2 separate regions of the Homo sapiens genome follow, and region 1 is linked to region 2. A link is a contact called in ENCODE Hi-C or POLR2A ChIA-PET data. All regions are on one chromosome and are shown on one strand. Each heading gives the region's core, a stretch centred on a gene start or an enhancer-like site at or near the end of the contact. The rest is flanking DNA. Distances are from core to core; before and after follow the strand shown. Region 1 has its middle 42 kb from the start of DSG1. Region 2 overlaps DSC3 (desmocollin 3).

What was found. Hi-C counts contacts between places; a loop is a spot of excess contacts on that map. ChIA-PET counts read pairs that join two places held with the same protein, here RNA polymerase II (POLR2A). Pooled maps may share reads with other maps.
Region 1: a loop to region 2 is called in a map of Right ventricle myocardium inferior, with 2.8 times the contacts of the local background. The contact joins two enhancer-like sites. A Hi-C loop is called at or near these places in 2 of 168 maps with a recorded cell type or tissue (HCT116 and Right ventricle myocardium inferior), 2 of 37 single-sample maps with no recorded cell type and 6 of 50 pooled maps. POLR2A ChIA-PET finds 5 or more read pairs at or near these places in 1 of 52 experiments (H1).

What each region holds. Positions count from the first base shown.
Region 1 is chr18:31,274,591-31,278,224 of GRCh38, reverse strand. No RefSeq gene overlaps it. Among named protein-coding and RNA genes, the nearest start is that of DSG1, 42 kb to the left of the region's middle. Within about 2 kb of position 2,309, at least 12 of the 41 ENCODE cell types and tissues checked have a DNase peak (open chromatin) inside an H3K27ac peak, as active enhancers do.
Region 2 is chr18:30,986,264-30,989,725 of GRCh38, reverse strand. DSC3 (desmocollin 3) reads left to right here. Exons shown (of 16, transcript NM_001941.5): 16 at 1-361. Among named protein-coding and RNA genes, the nearest start is that of DSC3, 55 kb to the left of the region's middle. Within about 2 kb of position 1,750, at least 2 of the 41 ENCODE cell types and tissues checked have a DNase peak (open chromatin) inside an H3K27ac peak, as active enhancers do.

The sequences.
Region 1 (3,634 bases), core at 1,060-3,559, 290 kb before region 2:
CATTGGTGAAATAACAAATGACTTTTAATCCTTTAAGAAAAAAAGTGATCAGAGAATCAGGAGAAAGTGATGTTGTAAGTCCACAAAGGAAGTTCAAGGAACTCTCTTTCACGTCCCCCTCAGCCTCCCAAAAAAGAATCCTAGGAAATCATCTTACGTTTTCTGAATTTATTGTTGAGTATTTTTAGCTTTAAGGTTTTTTGTTTAAAAAACTGAAGACCTAAAAGCACATGAAATTTAAGGCTCAAACCAGGTTCAAAACATTATCTCCCTAAGGTCTAAACTCAATGGGACACTTTTGACTACAAAGAAAATAGTGTTTGAATGAGACGCTACATTCTGACAGAGATGAAAGAAAACCCACTCATTCAGGACGATGTGTATATTACAATGTATTAACTTGAGCATCCTGTGTGGTCATCAAGGTTGTATTAGCTCCTTCTTGCATCGCTATAAAGAAATACCTGAGACTGGGTAATTTATATATGAAAATAAAGAGGTTTAATTGGCTCATGGTTCCACAGGCTGTACAGCAAGCATAATGCTGGCATCTGCTCAGCTTCTGGGGAGGCCTCAGGAAACTTACAACCATGACAGAAGGCAAAGGGGGAGCACACCCATCACATGGAAGGAGTACAAGCAAGAGAGAGAGGGAGGAGGTGCCACACGCTTTTAAACAATTAGATCTCATGAGAACTCACTATCTCGATGGCAGCACCAAAAGGGGATGGTGTTAAACCATGAGAAACCAGCCCCGTGATCCAGTTACCTCCCACCAGGCCCCACCTTCAACATTGAGGATTACAACTGAACATGAGATTCGGCAAGGGCAAACATCCAAGCCATATCAGAGGCCATCTCATGGACACATTCGATGTCCTAGAGATTAAGGCAAATAGGCATGCACTAAATCACCTACGCAGGCAGCTCAGCTCCCTCACGCAGGGCACTTGCCCATCACTCCCCTGCCTCAGGAGAGAATGCCTCCTCCTCCTCATTCTCTGCCCATCTTCTTCCTCTCAAGCTGCCTGCTTCACAGACCTTGTGGGTATGTGTCTTACAATCAGAAGAGACACATCTAAAATACTGTGATCACTTTCCTCATTCTGACTTGAAGTGCAGTTGATTGTTTATACATATATCCCTCATGTACTCACCCTGCTCTTTTATACACACGTGCACGCATGCACACGTTAGCTTCCAGGAGAAAGGGGTTAGAACCTTCTCATCTTTCACAGAGCCCTTCACAGTGTAACTTAAGTTTTCCAAGAAGGAGGAAATTAATACTAGAGACTAAATAGGTGGAATGTGCTTAGTAAATGCTTGTGGATTGTTTCCCGAATAGTGAAAAGCAATATAAAAAATAAATACAGCAATATAAAAAATAAATATAAAAACATAAAAAACAAATACAGAGCAACGTGGGAGCACAGTTTACTAAGTATTGCGAAGTGCAGTCAGGTAGCATCATTTATATAGATTGGATTGGAGGTGTTAGAACAGAATGTTTATGTTTCTCTTTTTAATCAAGAAAGTACAAAAAAGGGATATGAAATAAGAGAAGAATAAAGAATGTGGATAAGGAAAATCAAAAGGTCTGCTCTGTTGTTTTTGAAATGTTCCCTGAGATTCATTCACAAACAGGGCGTGGTTTATGAGACTTGGCAATATTTAAATTTGTGCTGTGAAAAATAAAGCAGAAACTTACCTAGTTTGATTTGGCTTTTGGTGTCCCCTAAAGGAGTTAAAGAGACCTAGTTTTCTTAACTGGAGAACATTATAAAATGGGGAGAATTTTTAGAAAATAAGAGACAGATAAGTTTTTATTTTTCCAAATGAGAGGTTACTTGGTAAATACCACCAGAACATTTATGTTGCAGGATCAGACACCTCCTCCACACTCTGAAAGCATACACATGACATACTTATTTGATGTTTATATATTTTATCTTAGGTCAGCATTAACATACCATGAAAGGAAGTCAGTCATTCACTTTCTGGGTCAAAAGTAAATTCTTATGATTCTTATGACCTTGTGGAAGACAAAGATGTTTTCAAATTTCTGTTTGTGTTCTTACATCTACACATATTTTTTATCTCATTGAGCTCTTATCAGTGGCATTTATTTAAAACCCTACGACTAAAATCCTTCTCCCATAAGCCTTATGGCAAAAGACCACCGAGCCTGTCATCACTACCATTTTCAAAAAGTGTTTATGAACCCTCAAGCTAAGTGCTTTGCCAGCCACCACTGCAGAAACCGCTCCTGAGAGGAGTGGATTGTCTGATTCATCACCTTGGAAAGTGGTGGTGATACTTCCTGGATGTAGATTTGGAGAGGAACCAGAGGCTCTAAAACCTCACTAGCACTTCCTCATTTCTCTATGAAAGCCTCTCCATTTTTCTCTAGAATATCAATTCAGCTCATGGGCATATTTCTCTTTTTTTTTTTTTTTTTATAAGCACCCAATCTGCATTATTCTTCAAAAATTAAGAGATCCCTGATATGGGAAGCTTGGACCAGGCTTCTCTGGTGGGCTCAGACACAGTCCCCAGATCCAACCATGTAATAACTAATTCTGGACTTTCATATGCAGAAGGGCAAGAAACTATGTAAAAAGTTCTGTGCCATAATAGTGTCAGCACCTTTTAGTTTTTATACTGGAGCACCAATGTTTGCCTTCTGAAAAGAAAGAGCTAACTCAGGAATGCGCTTTTAAAATTTAAAAGATGACACTATCAGAAATTATGTTATTTTGGAAGGGTAGAGGTGAAAAACAAAAAGAAAACGATTGAGAAAATAATTACAATTTGCTTTTTAAGAAAACTTTCATACAGGAAAAAACAACATGTCATTTAGGATTTTAAAAACTTGGTGCTAAAGATTGCAAATTTCAGAATGTTATTGCTAGGAAAAAAAGCAACAATAGGAATTGGTATTCTTCTATGTGGAAACTGCTTTGTTGACAATCTACAAACAGATCTCCTTTTAAAAAACACACACACACGCACCAAGCTAAAACTGCTTATTCAGTGACGCTTTCACCAAAGGAATCATTCCTTGACTCTGTTTTTAGTTGGGTGTGGTGAGACAATGTTCTCCCTTGGCTGGAGGCTTGGAGAGGGGCCAAAGCAAACACCCATGTGAACACAAAACAATTAGGAAAGATTCATTCTGAATTAGTTAATTCCCATGAATAGGCTGGGATTTATTAATCTGTCCTGATTGAAATTGCTTAAAATATGAACTTGGGAGTTTGTAAGCAAGCAGGCAGGAGAGAAGGCTAAATTAGGGACAGCTAAATGTCTGAGAACATAAGGAGAGCAATAAGAAACATAATTGGCTAATATCTTTATTACTTTTCCCATTTTAAAAGAATAAGAGAAATATTAATTAGTGTTGTGTCTATCTCACAAACTTGGCTCTGTGAAAGCACAGATAGATATAGTTCTAAAACATTAGGTCTATTCAGTATTATTAGATCTATTCAAAGAATTGATAATTCTTTTTTTCTAAGTAAAAAGACTTGTTTCAGTTTTCAATTTAGACTGTGCAAAGTCAAATAAATAATCACGAAGCATTTTCTTTGAAAAATTAAAAATAACTTATTTGAAGACATAACTTTTCTTTCCA
Region 2 (3,462 bases), core at 501-3,000:
AACATGTTTACGGGCTTCTGTATTCGACAGTTTATTTTGATTGCAAAGGTTTGAATCTCAGAACCTTCTTTTCCCTTTACTTAAAAAATGGTAAAATTCATAAAACATGGCTATGAATGGTTAAAATTCATCATTTTCACCATTTTAAAGTGTATAATTCAGTGACTTTAGTACATTTAAAATGTTGTGAAACTGTTACCACTATCTAGTTCTGGAACATTTTCATCACCCCAAGAGGAAACCTTTTAAGCAGTCATTCTCCTCTTCCCCTCCCTGCATTATCCCCTGGCAACCACTGATATCTTTTCTGTCTCTATGGATTTGCCTACTCTGGACATTCATATAAATGAAATCGTACATATGTGGCCTTGTGTGTCTGGCTTCTTTCACTGAAATGAGGACTTTTCATGCATCCCTTTACTTGGGAATGAAATCCTAGAATATCTGAAAGGACTTGTTCAGGCTTTACTCAGAAACAAATATGATTATCAGTCTTCTATCAAATTCAAAATGAGTATTTTTAAAAGGAACATCAAATGAGATAAAGCAAAAATAGATCTGATAATAAGTATAACAGTATGTACAAATACTTGTTATCTGTGGAAGCATCATATCTTCTTGGCAAAAATTTACAGCTATAAAAATTGGCTAGCATAAATGGTCACAAAGAAAACTGACAATGCAAATACTATAAATGGTTTAATTTTATATAAGGGGCCAATTAATCAAATGATTCAATTTTTATTGTAAAATATAAGCAGAAAGTAATTCCTATTAAAATAATTTTAATGAAATAATTTTAAAAATTAGTTTAACTTTGCTTTGGAAAAATTAAAATTGTTTAATTTTATTTAAGCTGGAAAATACCTTCTGGATAAAAATTTATAAATCCAAGCATAATTCTACTATACTCAAAAGGGTAAAACCTTCTAAAAATTTGAAACGAGTTGAAAATCTGTTGTTGTTCAGATCTGAACTGTCTAAATGGATCCATGTTTCTGTCAAACTGCTCTATGCGTTAGTCAGCATGCTGTCTAAAATAGAATCCATTCTGGAGGGTAATGTCTGCTGAAAATAACATGCTACATTCCTGTGCCAGAACACGTTCTGCGTAACACCACTGAACATCTTTAGGGAGTCCTTGCCTAGACTTTTTATATTCATGATTGAGAGTGGCTTGCACTAAAATACTAGCCTCTGCTCTAAAATAAATTCACCAAAAAAGTAGCAGCATCAAATCTACTTAAAAATGATCACATTTGCCTCTATATAAGATGTTCTTTCTCCCAGACTGTGCTTTGTTGAGTTTCAAGAGACCCTCCCCAGGAGCTTCTGTCCCTGTCTGTTGGCTGCGCAACATTTTACCTTCCAGAGAACAGACAGACCACAGGATTTAGTATGGGCACCTGGGAAGATGGGGAAGAAATTAGTTTTTCTCCCCAAAAGCATGAGATTGTAATACACACAAACATTCTGTAACACTTTTTTTTCTTTTCTGGTGTTTGATTTGTTCTTATTGCCCAGCTCCCATCCCATTTAAGCAACTTTGCCTCTCAGTGCTTCTTAGCTACTATGTAAGTAAACCATAAAATTAACATGGAAACTCCTGGTCTGAAACTCCCAGGTGACCATGACTGGAGTAAGAGCTGCCTCAGTGACCACCTGTGCAAGTTTATGACCAAACACCAGATGGTCATACCCAGAACTCTTACTACCCCACAGGAGTAGGCAAAATTTACACTCAGCCTCAGAAACATTGGGGTGAAAAAATCCCAAAAGACTGAGATTTATCTCTACTACTTTGGTTCAGTTAGGACTCTAAATAGAAACTGACCAACAGAAAAATAAGAGAAGTTAATTTCTGGAACATAGGAGAAGTGAACTGAGATTCTTAGCCACTAGTCAAACAAAAAAAACAACTGGAAATTAATGAAAGAGAGGCAAGAAACATTTCCTTTTGAGATAAACTGGTTTGCACTTTTCGTTTTTTTTTTTTGGAGGGGGTGGGTTACGTAAGTTCCACGTGAGTCCTCCAGGTGTTCTGCCTTTGCCTCTGGGCACCAGTGTGCATGGCTCCTTTTCAAGTATCTACAAGAAAGTGGGGGACACACCCTTCAGTGACTCAGACCTCTCCCACGCCCATGAACAAACAGGAATAGACACTTGGGGCTGGACAGACTCATTGACAGTGCCAGGACTGTTACTAAAGACAACTTCAAAGAGAAAAGGATCTTCAGAAACCAATTTGAAGAAAGCTACAGCTGCTACTTAGCCGTTCAAGAATATTTCTCTGCCTCCCATGCACAATGCAACCATAGTGGGAGGAATATACGCACTATGAACACTATAAACCAGTGTTTTTTATTGGCTCAAACTAATAGATGCAATATGATTCCACAAGGGGTCTGAGTATTTTGCTACTGAATTCTCACATAATTTATATTGATTTTATTGTTTTATTTTCCGAATACCTTAAGGTAAATGTGCATTGTGCAATACAAATGTGTAATTTATTTTATTAAAAGATAGATTTTAGTTTTAACCTTAATAGATTAACTCCCTGTACATATGTAATCTGATTCTGCGTAAATTGCACTACCAGTTATAGAATTGTGCTGTGACATTAAAATTATGGCTCATAGACTTTTCAAGTTTCTATGACATAATGTGATGTGTCCAAGCTAAAGAAGAATTTCACAGAAATTTCTAATACATTGAGATCTCTGTTTTTTTCTTAATATGAATCATCCCAGACACGTTAAAGCAGATATATATTATTATATAAGTTTATTTGGGGAAATATAAAAAAAGGTCTTAAGCATATAAGGCATAGAAAGAGAAAACAAAAGTAGAGAAGAAAGAAGTGACATGAGTTTTCTCAGAATCATATTGGTTTAGTCACATTTTTTTCTGTTGTTCTACCTTAATGAAGTGGGATATCTGTGATCCACAAAGCGATGTCTCAGAGTAGTGTAACATGAATACCTTTCTCAGTCTAAACCTTGAAATGTACTCTTCAAAAGAAAGCCACTCACCTCAGCCTCTTGATCCAGAAAGATCATATATCATTTAGAAGGAATTCAATTTTATTTATGTATTAACTTAGACTACAAATCATATAATCAATCACAAATTCAGATGTAGAAAATATGCCTTTATTTTTTCATAACTTTTGTCTTTATCTTGACATCCTTCCCATTAAGGCAGGTGGCAAGAGTGAAACAAAAACACAATTTAATTAGGTTAAAATTAGGGTTCTCCTCATTCTTCTATCCATAGATTGTGTCTGAATTTCAAGGATTATATGCCCCTTCAATTAATTGGAAATCAAAGTGAAGGATTTCTGCTCTTACGATCTTCAGAAGAGGACTTCTCAAAAAATTTTTAAAAATACTATTTTATACTAGTACTTCAAAAAGTTGTAATTTTTGAATCTAACCAATCTTTCTCAACAGATTTTCT